Regions from separate parts of the Homo sapiens genome. Here all the other regions are linked to region 1. The links are chromatin contacts, found by Hi-C or POLR2A ChIA-PET in ENCODE. All regions are on one chromosome and are shown on one strand. The core of a region is the stretch at or near the end of the contact, and the rest is flanking DNA. Distances in the headings are between cores, read along the strand shown.

Region 1 (2,983 bases), core at 174-2,673:
TGGTACCCACAGGTTGCCATGGATGCAGACCAGCATGGCATCTTCTGGGATCAGGGAAGCTTTCATCCTCAGACTTGAATGAGGAGTAGATGTTAACCAGAAAACAAAGTGGATGTATCAGTTAGCATATACTGTGTAACAAGCCATCCCAACAGTTAAGGGCCAAGACCACAATCTTATGATTGTGGGTCACCTGGACTATTTTAGTCTGGGCCAGCTTGGCTGGGACTGGTTAATCCAGCATGGTCTCACTCACATAGCTACTAGAAGGCTGGTTTGCCTGAGAGATGGGTGATCTTCAGCTGGGACAGCTTGTCTCTGCTTCAGGTGGCCTCTCATCCTCCAGTAGACTAGTCTGAGCTTCTTCACTTTGCAGGCTAAGGGTTCCCAAAAGCAGCAAGAAAGGGCAAGCCCCAGTGCATGAGTGCTTTTCAAGCTCTGCTTCAAGATGCTTGCTAATTTCCCTTTAACCAAAGCAAATTACTTAATTTGTTCAGTTCAAAGGATGGGGAAACTCCAGCTCTAGTCACATGAGGACAACATGAGCAAAGCTCAAAGGTAAGAGAGAACATGGCATGTTGGAAGACAGCAAGTAGTTTGGAGTGGCTGGAGTCAGGCATATGTGAAGTCTCATGAAGAAAAAGCCAGATCATAAAGTGTCTTTTCAGTAAGTTCTGCTGAGGAGTTTAGAGTTTATCTTGAAGACAGGGGAGTGGTCATTGAAAGAGTTTAAGCAGGATGTTGACATGATCAATGAGATGTGTAGAGACATGGTTAGGTGGTAGAAGCCTAAAAACACTCGTTAGCCTAGACAATTCAGGAAGTTTCCAAAGAGATGACCCAGGGATAGCATAGGAGAAGATGGAAGGACTTGACTGAGAGGTGGCTCAAAGCTGACGTGTACTTTCAGAACAATGTGACCAGAAAAGAGGTTGGAGGCCCTTCAAGGTAGAGCAGAAAAGACAGAGGCTCAGGTCATCAGCAATATCCGTATGAATCTGGTGGGAGAACTCCACCAGTGTTCCTCACCTCGCTCCTTTGTGGGATCCTGCCAGACTCCAATGTCCTTGGGTTCTAAATAAACACCTACCAAGGGGCTGAGTCAAAGAGATTCCAGTCTCTGGAAGTGTCTTCTTGTCATTGTCATCACCCAGCCAAAGACTCTTTTCCTTCCAACATGTTTTTCCCTTTGACCTCAAAATAAACAATGTGTTCTAAAGGCTCTGGGGCACTCTCAAAATGCTTCTCTGACCTCGGATAGGACCATGCTTACCCATTAATTTCCAGATCTGACCTTTTCACTACACCTTTAAGCATAACTCTTTCAAAAGGCAAAAATAGAAATGACTGTTTCATTTCACCAAATTCAAGTCGCCAAGAGTGAGAACGTGTGGTTTTCACCGGTACGTTTGGGGACCAGTTTGTTGTCACTGAAACTGCCTGATATCGGGTCGGAGTGGCTGGGTATTTTTCAGTCCTTGGGGTTATAACTCAAATGTTGGAAGTGGTATCTTTTATAGGTAAAATTGAGGGAGGGGAGCATCAAAATGTGTGCGATGCAGATAATAATTTGCCAAGTTTTCTAATTTTTTTCATTAAAAAAGAACATACAGAAGAGTCTACAAGTAGGGCAGGCAGCCTTCATTCCTATGCTCTTTTCCTTGAGGGACACCTTCCCTAACCAAATAATTGAAAATAAATGGGAATTGTGGGAACAGAGGAAGACAAGAAGGAAAACTAAAAACCCAGGACCTAATCTTCCAGGGGCAGGCAGGCCACTTTTGTAGCTCAGATTCTGACCTTTTCTCCAATCAAAGAGTTCGAACAGACTGACTGATTGGAGTGCTCTGTCAGCATTAAACTCAATGCAGGGTTCTGCTCTGGCACCTTTAGGGGTGGTGGTTTAGACCCTCTGCGTGCCATGTCTTATCACCAGCACTGCTAACTGAATGGGATGCATTTTCAAAGACAGGAGAGGGTTTGAAAAACCCCAGGGCATGCTCGGAGCCTGCAGGCATTTGTTTGCTGCTGAGAACCATGGCAAGCATTTTTGACATTTTTATCAGAGTCTTAGTTAAACAATTATGTGGAGGACTGATAAAGAAGTGTGTGATAGGAGACTTCATAATTTAAAGTGCCCAAATTTGGTGAGCTTTATACTCATGTGAAATGGAAATGAAAACATGGCATGTTTTGGAATTCCTGATTCTGCTTATTTGCTTTAATAGCAGATCATTGCATAAACACTGACTCATTGCATTCTATACTGAAAGGAAGATATGGTTTGCTGTGTTCAATCTGGTCTGGCTTCCAGAACACAGTATAGAACAAGTGCCAGAAGAAGGGATGAGCTCAGCTTTATAGGTGACTGGAGAGATACCCAATTCCATGTTTTGTGCTGTACAAACACATGACCTTACATGAAGTTTTGCATAAAATATTGAAACAATACATTTCTCTTTATAAATATGTATGTAATCTGTTCTAGAGTGTATGGAGTAGACAGTAAAAAAAAATAGAATCTTCTTATTTTTGGAAGTGGGGTGAAGACGCAGGTGTGCATATGCTGCCACCTGCGTGTTATTTCACTGAGTTTTGTCAGGTTCTTTTCTTACTCATCTGCACTTTGTATGTTACCTTAAGCGCTGTAACCATTCTAAGCTGCCAGGGACATGGGTATGCAATCAAAGTCAACACTGTGATTAAAACCACCTCCTGTTGTTTACCTTTTTAGAAATTTTAATAATACAGTCAAGTCTGAAAGAGCAGAACTTTTCTCAAAGCTACACACTTGGTTGCCTCTTCTTGATTAATGCATGGGGGTGGTCACTGTAACCTAAGGTCTGACAGATGGTGCGGAGATTGATGAAGTTAAGGCCTGTTAGGTATTCCGAGTGTCTTATAAAGAAAAATAGGCTACCTTAATTCAAATTGTTGTTGCTCTTCCAACCTTCTCTTATGTAAACTCCCTGTATATTACAAT
Region 2 (2,935 bases), core at 135-2,634, 160 kb before region 1:
TCCCAAACTGATGAGTCACAATCGTGATTCACATATTTCTGGGAATCGCCCCCCAACAACTTGCGATTTGCCTGGCGTAGCTGTAGTATATCAGAGTTTTTTAGGTGTTTAGCAGAACTGAACTATATAGCTTCTTGTCCCATGCCAATTCAAGAAAATTAATTTAATAGCTATTTTATGAAACATTTTTTCCTAACTCGACATGGATATTTTAAGGTGATTTTCCCTGCTAAGAATTCACTTGTTATAGGTGACTCTAATTGGAGAAACAGCTGTTGACTTCTAGTGTGCTCAATTAGTTTCTTTCTTCCTTTTTCTTTTTTTATTTTATTTTATTTATTTTTTATTATACTTTAAGTTCTAGGGTACATGTGCACAATGTGCAGGTTTGTTACATATGTATACATGTATCATGTTGGTGTGCTGCACCCATTAACTCATCATTTACATTAGGTATATCTCCTAAAGCTTTCCCTCCCCCCTCCCCCCACTCCATGACAGGCCCCGGTGTGCGATGTTCCCCTTCCTGTGACCAAGTGTTCTCATTGTTCAATTCCCACCTATGAGTGAGAACATGCGGTGTTTGGTTTTTTGTCCTTGCGATAATTTGCTGAGAATGATGGTTTCCAGCTTCATCCATGTCCCAACAAAGGACATGAACTCATCCTTTTTTATGGCTACATAGTATTCCATGGTGTATATGTGCCACATTTTCTTAATCCAGTCTATCATTGATGGACATTTGGGTTGGTTCCAAGTCTTTGCTATTGTGAATAGTGCCGCAATAAACATACGTGCGCATGTGCCTTTATAGCAGCATGATTTATAATCCTTTGGGTATATCCCCAGTAATGGGATGGCTGGGTCAAATGGTATTTCTAGTTCTAGATCCTTGAGGAATCGCCACACTGTCTTCCACAATGGTTGAACTAGTTTGCAGGCCCACCAACAGTGTAAAAGTGTTCCTATTTCTCCACTTTCTTCCTTTTTCAAAGAGTTCCTTTATTATTCCCAGGCCGTCGTTAGGTGTAAAAGCTAATTTAGTTTAGATTATTTTTTAAAGTGCACCTGGCATTCAAGCTATGACATTTCCTGTTGAAACAGCACTGCTATGACCTGGGAAGAAAAGATCCCAAGAAAATATAACTGAGGAATCAAATATTTGTCTGTATAAAAGGTTTCATATTAATTCATGATACCATTTATTAGTCACTTACCTTTTATGTTAGTAGCCATAAGGAGGTGTGATGGCATAGACTATTCAGGGCGAATGACAGTTGTCATGGGCAGAAGGTGCCCATGCATCAGGCAGAGCAGGGTGACCACAAAGTGGGGAGTGGCCAAATATACTTTGTCCTACTCAAGACATGAGGGCCTGTCCCAGTGGCTTGCTTGAGAACAAAGCTCATCCTGATGACTCAGCAGCCACAGTGAAGGGCTGCCTGGGGGCTGGGGGAGAAACAAGTAGGCAGATGAGGTCCAGTTGGAAACTAAATTGCTTTGGGAGGAGGAGAGTGGTCACACAATGTAGGTTTCAGTTCCGGCTGCACTGCTAATTTTGTAACCTTGGGAAAGTTACCAACCTCTCTGGAATCTCAGTTTCCTCCCCTATGAAGAAGAAAGCAGTAGCCCAGATCATCCTTGGAGGTTCCTTCCCTTCAGCTGTGACATTTTGCATTTGAAAGAGTAAGAGAAGTCACAGGACCATGGGAAAGGAAAACAGAAATGATGTAAGGGAGGCAGGTCATGGGGAGGGTGGTCAGGAACACAGGTTGGAAGTGCCCGTGGTGTCAATTCAGGTGTTCGGTGATCTCCACGGGCGAGTGACTTTTATTGGGAGAACTGTGCACTGCCTGAGGTTAGGGTTGTGCTCTGGGGAAACCGGAACCTTGAAAACACCTTGTAGGGAGCCGCGTTTCCCTTGCACGGACTGTGCTGCCTGTGCTTCCCCAGCACAGTGGGCGTCGTCGCTTTGTGTTTGTGCTGGCTGCTGTGCGGGGTTGCCTGCCTCCCCAGCCCACACCTGCTCAGCCTTCCTCCACTCATGTTTTCAGGATGCTTTTGGATGCTTCTGGCTACAGTGGATTTTCCTTCTCCTTCTGAAGCCCTTTTGAAATTATTTCTCTGCAGATTCAGACATATTTATTTATCTGGTCAATGTCCTGCCTAAAGAATCAGATAACGACTGTGTTTTTGCCTGAACTCACACATATGAATGAGCTTTTGTAAGCGGCAGCAGCAGTGTAGGTTTAGTTGGAGCTGTCTGAGCCCTTGTCAGGTTGCTACTTAGTTGTTTAGTTAGCTCTCGTTGAACTTCTGTCACATCCTCAGTTTCTGGGCAGTGTGTAAGAAGAGCTCCTTCTCTCTAGACCAGTGGTCCCTAACCTTTTTGGCACCAGGGACTGGTTTCATGGAAGACAGTTTTTCCACAGACTAGGGTGGAGCGGGGGATGGTTTTGGGATGATTCAAATGCATTTATATTCATTGTGCACTTTATTTATATTATTATGTTGTAATATATAATGAAATAATTATGCAACTCACCATAATGTAGAATCAGTGAGATCCTTGAGCTTGTTTTCCTGCAACAAAACGGTCCCATCTAGGGGTGATGGGAGACAGTGACAGATCATCAGGCATTAGATTCTCATAAAGAGGGTGCAACCTACATCCCTCACATGTGCAGTTCACAATAGGGTTCACGCTCCTATGAGAATCTCATGCCGTTGCTGACCTGACAGGAGGCAGAGCTCAGGTGGTAATTTGAACAATGGGGAGTGGCTGTAAATACAGATGAAGCTTTGCTCATTCGCCTACTGCTCACCTCCTGTTGTGCAGGAGGTCTGTAGCCCAGGGGTTGGGAACCCCTGCTCTAGAGCTTAATAATCAACTGGTGGAGACCAGTGCAATTGTAAACAAAAGTGACAAAACGAT
Region 3 (3,068 bases), core at 225-2,724, 200 kb before region 1:
TTCTGTGTGATTAACTCTTGTGTTGATATAAATATGCCTTTGGCTTACTAATGTTCAGTAAGAACTAATGACTCTTGGGAATGTTAATAGACTCTGTGAGTCCCTTTTTAATCATTTGTAACCAGGCTGTCATTCCATGTTTGTTTGGAAGCTTAGAGATAACATTTATGAACTTTGTGACACATAGTAGTTGCTCAATAAATGTTAACTGTAGAAACACATTGATTAGTTTCACTTCAGAAATAGACACTTAGAGTTCAAAATTCCCATCTGCCTAGCTCCTGAGGCCCACTTTCTTACCAGAATCTTTCCTGATACCCTCTCCTGCATAAAATGGTTCCTCTTTTGAGACTTTGTAGCTCTTTTGTACTTCTCTTATTCTGTTACGTTACTGCAAAAAAAAAAAAAAAGAAAGAAAAGAAAAGTGCCAATTGTGTACATGCTTTCCTCCCTGCTGGAATGTAAACTTTGTAAAGGCATGATCCATAGCAGATACTTCTTATTACAAACTACCTGGCAGAATTTCTTTCTAAAGAACCTACTCAGTAAGCCTGTTGGTGAACTGAGCAACATTTGGACAATTATGGCATCATCTTACAATTTTTCAGCTATTGGTTTTCACTTGTTTAGAAATGTAAAACTTTGCAAGGACTTTTATAAAAGCAAATTTCAGAATAGTTATTCACTAAGCTTTTTTATGCTAATGATGTCATGCTATCAAAAATTAGCTAGAGTAAATGGACTGTAATGAGGATGGTTTGTAATCTAGATTATATGTTCCACATGTAACATCGAAATGAAATATAAAATTGAGTTGTTGGCATGTGGTTGTGGTGAGCAGAAGCAGTTATTATACATTACTTGGTAAAATTCATATTCATATCTTGTCAGTTTACAGTGAGCCAGAGATTAAAAATAACATTTGTTTCTGTTTTAGTAACTGCTTAAAAATATCCAAAATCATTTTATTTTCTTTAGCCTGACTTCTAGTAGTGTTTTGAATATGTGGCCTTTCAAGCAGTAATGAAATGCATCAATGCGACTTGGCAGTGCCTCACAGGACATGCTTCTAGGATCATTTTTAATGATTAAAAGTCAAATTGAGTTCTAAAAAACTGACCCAAAATATAGATGAGCCAAGTAAAAACGGAAGGAAATCTGAATAAAATCTTGGTTCTTGGTCCTCTGCATGTATCCTCCACATCTGTTTTCTCCAGATCTCTTTTTTCTTGCTTGTTGATAGCACAGAGGAAGATCGCAGAGAGTAATGTACTGTATATGTTTCACATCCCCCTTCCTCTTTAGTGATAGTTTGGAGAGTATACTGCAGTCACCATGGTTTTCAGTTTGGAGAGTACAAGGATCAGATCTGTATTTTCTAGAGCCAGCTTTTGTGGCATTCTGGAGAGGTGATTGGAGAACCATGAGAGCAGGCAGACATCTGGGTGAGAGGGCACGAGGGGTGAGTGACGGCAGAGCCAGACTTGCTGGAGAGGCAGAAAGGGAAGGATTCAAGTAGCATAACCAGGAAATAGAATTGATAGGATTTGGTCCCTGCTGACCTGTGGAATAAGGGGGAAGGCAGAGGAGTTGATTCTAGTATTTCTAAGTTGGGCCACTTAGTGATATTGGGGTACCAGGAACAGGCTTAGTGGACCCACAGAAGTGACCAGACCCAGGAGTCTCTCTGAGCGCCCACCCTGGCTTCTCTGTGTTGGCTTACCCTTTCTTGGTTGGGGGTCATGGGGTGGTCAGCTTCAGTGGTGTGGTCTGAGGTGACAGGTGCTCAGGAGTGAGGACAGGGAGTAGACATCACCAATGTGAATGTGGAGGTAGGCAACAAGAGTTATTCTAGAACTGACAAATTTAATATATTTTGCTGACTGCTGAGTTCCATTTGGACAAATACCTAATGCATTTGGGGCTTAAAACCTAGATGACGGGTTGAAGGGTACAACAAACCACCGTGATACATGTATACTTATGTAACAAACCTGCACGTTCTGCACATTTGTCCCAGAACTTAAAGTAAAAAAAAAAAAAAAAAAAAAAGATTGTTCAGTTCAGTTCAGAGAGCAATAGGAGCAGTTTGCTATTCACCAAATAGGGACATCAATTCTTTACTGATTAATAGCAGTGATTCAGAAAACTGCCTTTTGTAGTAGAGCACACCAAGGGGGTCTGCCGGATGGAAAAAGAGAACAGTGCTTTGTGAACTATAATTGTTGCCATAAGTAAATACTTAAAATACACTAAAATGGCAACATCAGGAAACATGACTAAGGAGTCAGTGTACGCCACGCCCTTTCCCCCACCTTTGTGGTTGTTGAAAATTTCCACCAAGAGTGATGTATACAAAAAAGGGTAAGATCAGGGTGTTAGGTTTCAGAGGAAGGCAAAAACTTGTGTGATTCTATAAATGGAGCTTACAAATGGAAATGCACCATTCAAGGCAGAAAGTCTATCACAGTCATTAGGAATAAGCATTAGAGTGATTCTCCTTTCTTAACTTCTGCACAGAAGTTTGATGTGGTAAAGAAACAGTCTGCTCTTAGCCATGTTCCTTGAAAATACATGTCTTCAATTACTTGGTTTGTCTGAGAGAAAGGAGGGTTTGGAGGAGAAGGAAATGCCTCGTGAGTTTGACATACTATGGGAGGATTGTTGTTATTATTGCTTGATTTACATGCTCTCATTTTATACAAAGTGTACAGCACAATTTCTCAAAGAGTAATTATGATGCCAAGAAAATGGGGTGGATTCTGGGCTTCCTGCAGTCTGTCATCCAAATAATAATATTCATTACAAAGATCCTTACCCAGGAGGCCAAGGTGGGAGGATTGCTTGAGGCCAGGAGTTCAAGACCAGACTGGGCAACATAGACCCCTATCTCAAAATAAAATAAAGTAAATAAAATAAAATAAAATAAAAAATAAAATAAAATAATAAAAGCTCCATACCAGTTTGTGGCATTCCTACTGAAAACAGAGGTATACGAAATGCTTGAACAGGGCATGGAACTGGAGGTATGGATGTCATTAAGAATGGCTGAGAATTTTTTGCCAAGA
Region 4 (2,769 bases), core at 77-2,576, 240 kb before region 1:
GTAACATGTATATACTGTTAAATATTTATATATTGATGCTTAGAAAAAGATGGGACAAATGTTAAGTGTCAGCTGGGAGGTTTTTACTTTCTTCTTTGCCATTTCTGTATTTTTCAAAATGAATATGTATATAATTTTAAAATGTGTTAACACTATTTCAAAAGGAAAACAATCACAAAAAGGAATAGATTGGAAAAGCTTCAGGGGACTTGCTATCCTTGTCTTTTTGGGTAGCTGTTCTACAAAGGCGGGTGGTGGTGGGTGCCTCCCAGCTGTGTCTCATTTCAGTCAGCGGATGCTCTGCTAAATCTAGTGATGGGCGGCCTACCTCCGAAAGGTGGGTGGGAGTGAGGGATGAGTGTAGCAGTAGTACATGCAAATGGGGCCAGGTTTTGGTGTGTGTGTGTGTGTGTGTGTGTGTGTGTGTGTGTGTGTGTGTGGTGTGTGGTTTTTTTTTTCTTTCTTTTTTTCTACAGTCTTACTCTGTCGCCCAGGCTGGCATGGAGTGGTGTGATCTTGGCTCACTGCAACCTCCGCCTCCTGGGTTCAAGTGATTCTCTGCCTCAACCTCCCAAGTAGCTGGGACTAGAGGTGCACACCACCACGCCTGGCTAATTTTTGTATTTTTATAAAGACGAGATTTCACATGTTGGCCAGGCTGGTCTCAAACTTCTGGCCTCATGTGATCCACCCGCTTTGGCCTCCCAAAGTACTGGGATTATAGGCATGAGTTACTACGCGCGGCCAGGGACCAGTTAAGATTTGACGATTACATTTTATTGAATGTTTGCATCAGAGGCACCTGGAAGGCTTGTTTAGACCACAGATTTCTGGGCGCCAGGCCCAGGGGTTCTGATTTAATAGTTCTAGGGTGGAGCCTGAGAATATGTATTTCTGACAAATCCCTCCGTGAAACTGATGCTGCTGGCCCCAGGACCACACTTTAAGTGAGGGGTAGTAAGCGGGTGGAGAACTGCATGGAGGATGAAAAGCATCCAGTTGGATTTTATATTTGCTCCCCCTTCTTCATATACACACACTGAAATCACTCCACTCTATGTTTTCTCAGATTCTTTCCCTGTCTGGAATATTTGGTTCTCTCTTCATGTTCAGTCAGTAGAAACAAGAAGTAACTCTTGGATTGAGCAGTTTTCACACAAGTAGCCCAAATGATATTGACACATCATTTCTACACAGCATCAGCTTGTTCACACACATACGCCCCCAGAGGCCAATGGCGTCCTTTGGCTTTGTTCTCCTTTTTAAAAATTCAGTGAGTAAGCTAATTTTATAGGAATGTCTCAGAAAGCTATTCCTGTAAACCCAGCGTTTGTAAATTGAAATAGAGGAAGCGGTGCTGATTACCGCAATTGTATTGAAACTTATTCATGGAGCGGTCCCTCTAGATTCAGATAGTTTGGACAGAAACCCTCCAACTCTTCCCTTACCACTCCATTGTTTGGTAAAGTTTAATGTGCTCACATGGCATCTACTTTTTCAGCCAGGGTTAATACTCCTAGCGATTCTTTCACTGGAAGGGATGACTCAGAGAGGAAGAGTTGGCATTAATTGCTTCATCAACTATGCTTATTATGAGTCATCTCTTGCTTGTCTTAGTAATTCAGCTGGAAAAAGGAGAAATGTTATCTCTGGTTCCTGAGGCCAGCTTGGGCTTCAGTGAACTAGGATACTCCCTCGTAGCCATTTGTGAGTTTCATTCAGTTACTAAGGGAATGAACAGATTGTGAATCTCATTATCCTAGCAGGTACATATAAATCTATAAATGGCGAATGGCAGTTACTTCCTGATGTTTATCAGTGATGAGATGCCACAGGCAGGACGTTAGCCCTAGAAAGGCACTGTTTTGAAGGTGGCTGATTAAGGGGCAAAAGAAAAAAAAAAAAAGCAAAAACGGAGGGATATGTTCAGGTCCCTGCCTTTACTCAGTTCCCTCCCCTAGCTTCCAATTTGATTAACAGAGGTGTCGAGGGAGGAAGAGAACAATTTCCAAATAAAACTGCCTTTGGTTCTTTTTTTGAGTGTAATGTGGTAACTGGATTATTTGGAAACACGAATTTAGGTCTCTTACTTTCTACTTCTTGCGTTCAGTTCACTCGTGTCTTCCTGTTTGGTGTATACCTTCCCCTTCTGACTCAGTCTTCTCTATTTCTCTTCTCACTGTAGCAGACCACCGTTCTTCCCCTGCCTTAGGCGTTTCTCACTTGCTGTCTGCCTTGCGTGGCTGTTTTCACTCAAGCATGTTCACTGTTCCTTTGTACGGAATAGGGGTTATCCCCACAGACCCTCCAGGTAGAAAGTACATCTTTCTTTTCACTAATAAATTAGTTTATTATTAATAGTGAAAAGAAAGTACATCTTTCTTTTCACTAATAAATTAGTTTCTATTTAGGGAGAACATACAGTGAAATCAACACATCTTAAGCGTACAGCGCAATGAGTTTTGATGAATGCATACATCCACATAATCAGCATCCTAATCAAGATATGGGACATTTCCATCACCCCAGAGCCCCTCTGCCCCCTTCCTGTCAACTTTCCACCTCCCCGTCATCAACCACTGCTTTGATTTCTGTCACTGTAATTGAATTTTGTTTGTTCTTGAGCTTCATACAAATGGAATCAGTCAGTACTTTTTCGTATCTGCTTTCTTTTGTTCAGCATATCATTTTTGAGATCATCTGTATTGTTGCAGGTAGCAACAGTTAATTTAAAAAATGCTAGCCAGAGGCCAAGGCAGGCATATTGCT

Evidence for each region. A loop is a pair of places that touch in the nucleus more often than their neighbours do. ChIA-PET counts read pairs that join two places held with the same protein, here RNA polymerase II (POLR2A). Pooled maps may share reads with other maps.
Region 2: a loop to region 1 is called in a pooled map, with 4 times the contacts of the local background. The contact joins two enhancer-like sites. A Hi-C loop is called at or near these places in 1 of 37 single-sample maps with no recorded cell type and 2 of 50 pooled maps. POLR2A ChIA-PET finds 5 or more read pairs at or near these places in 3 of 52 experiments (H1, Panc1 and T-cell).
Region 3: a loop to region 1 is called in a pooled map, with 4 times the contacts of the local background. The contact joins two enhancer-like sites. A Hi-C loop is called at or near these places in 1 of 168 maps with a recorded cell type or tissue (naive thymus-derived CD4-positive, alpha-beta T cell), 1 of 37 single-sample maps with no recorded cell type and 8 of 50 pooled maps. POLR2A ChIA-PET finds 5 or more read pairs at or near these places in 2 of 52 experiments (activated CD4-positive, alpha-beta T cell and activated naive CD8-positive, alpha-beta T cell).
Region 4: a map with no recorded cell type shows a loop between it and region 1 (4-fold over the local background). The contact joins two enhancer-like sites. A Hi-C loop is called at or near these places in 2 of 168 maps with a recorded cell type or tissue (PC-9 and naive thymus-derived CD4-positive, alpha-beta T cell), 5 of 37 single-sample maps with no recorded cell type and 8 of 50 pooled maps. POLR2A ChIA-PET finds 5 or more read pairs at or near these places in 4 of 52 experiments (AG04450, CD8-positive, alpha-beta memory T cell, activated B cell and 1 more).

Annotation. Positions count from the first base shown.
Region 1 is chr6:16,471,736-16,474,718 of GRCh38, reverse strand. The region is part of intron 6 of ATXN1 (ataxin 1); the gene reads left to right. Among named protein-coding and RNA genes, the nearest start is that of GMPR, 230 kb to the right of the region's middle. RefSeq lists an enhancer at 1,464-1,543. Within about 2 kb of position 1,423, at least 3 of the 41 ENCODE cell types and tissues checked have a DNase peak (open chromatin) inside an H3K27ac peak, as active enhancers do.
Region 2 is chr6:16,634,906-16,637,840 of GRCh38, reverse strand. The region is part of intron 3 of ATXN1 (ataxin 1); the gene reads left to right. Among named protein-coding and RNA genes, the nearest start is that of ATXN1-AS1, 120 kb to the left of the region's middle. RefSeq lists an enhancer at 1,464-1,633. Within about 2 kb of position 1,384, at least 6 of the 41 ENCODE cell types and tissues checked have a DNase peak (open chromatin) inside an H3K27ac peak, as active enhancers do.
Region 3 is chr6:16,668,652-16,671,719 of GRCh38, reverse strand. The region is part of intron 2 of ATXN1 (ataxin 1); the gene reads left to right. Among named protein-coding and RNA genes, the nearest start is that of ATXN1-AS1, 91 kb to the left of the region's middle. RefSeq lists a silencer at 945-1,024. Within about 2 kb of position 1,474, at least 19 of the 41 ENCODE cell types and tissues checked have a DNase peak (open chromatin) inside an H3K27ac peak, as active enhancers do.
Region 4 is chr6:16,711,853-16,714,621 of GRCh38, reverse strand. All of the region lies in intron 2 of ATXN1 (ataxin 1), which reads left to right. Among named protein-coding and RNA genes, the nearest start is that of ATXN1-AS1, 48 kb to the left of the region's middle. Within about 2 kb of position 1,326, at least 28 of the 41 ENCODE cell types and tissues checked have a DNase peak (open chromatin) inside an H3K27ac peak, as active enhancers do.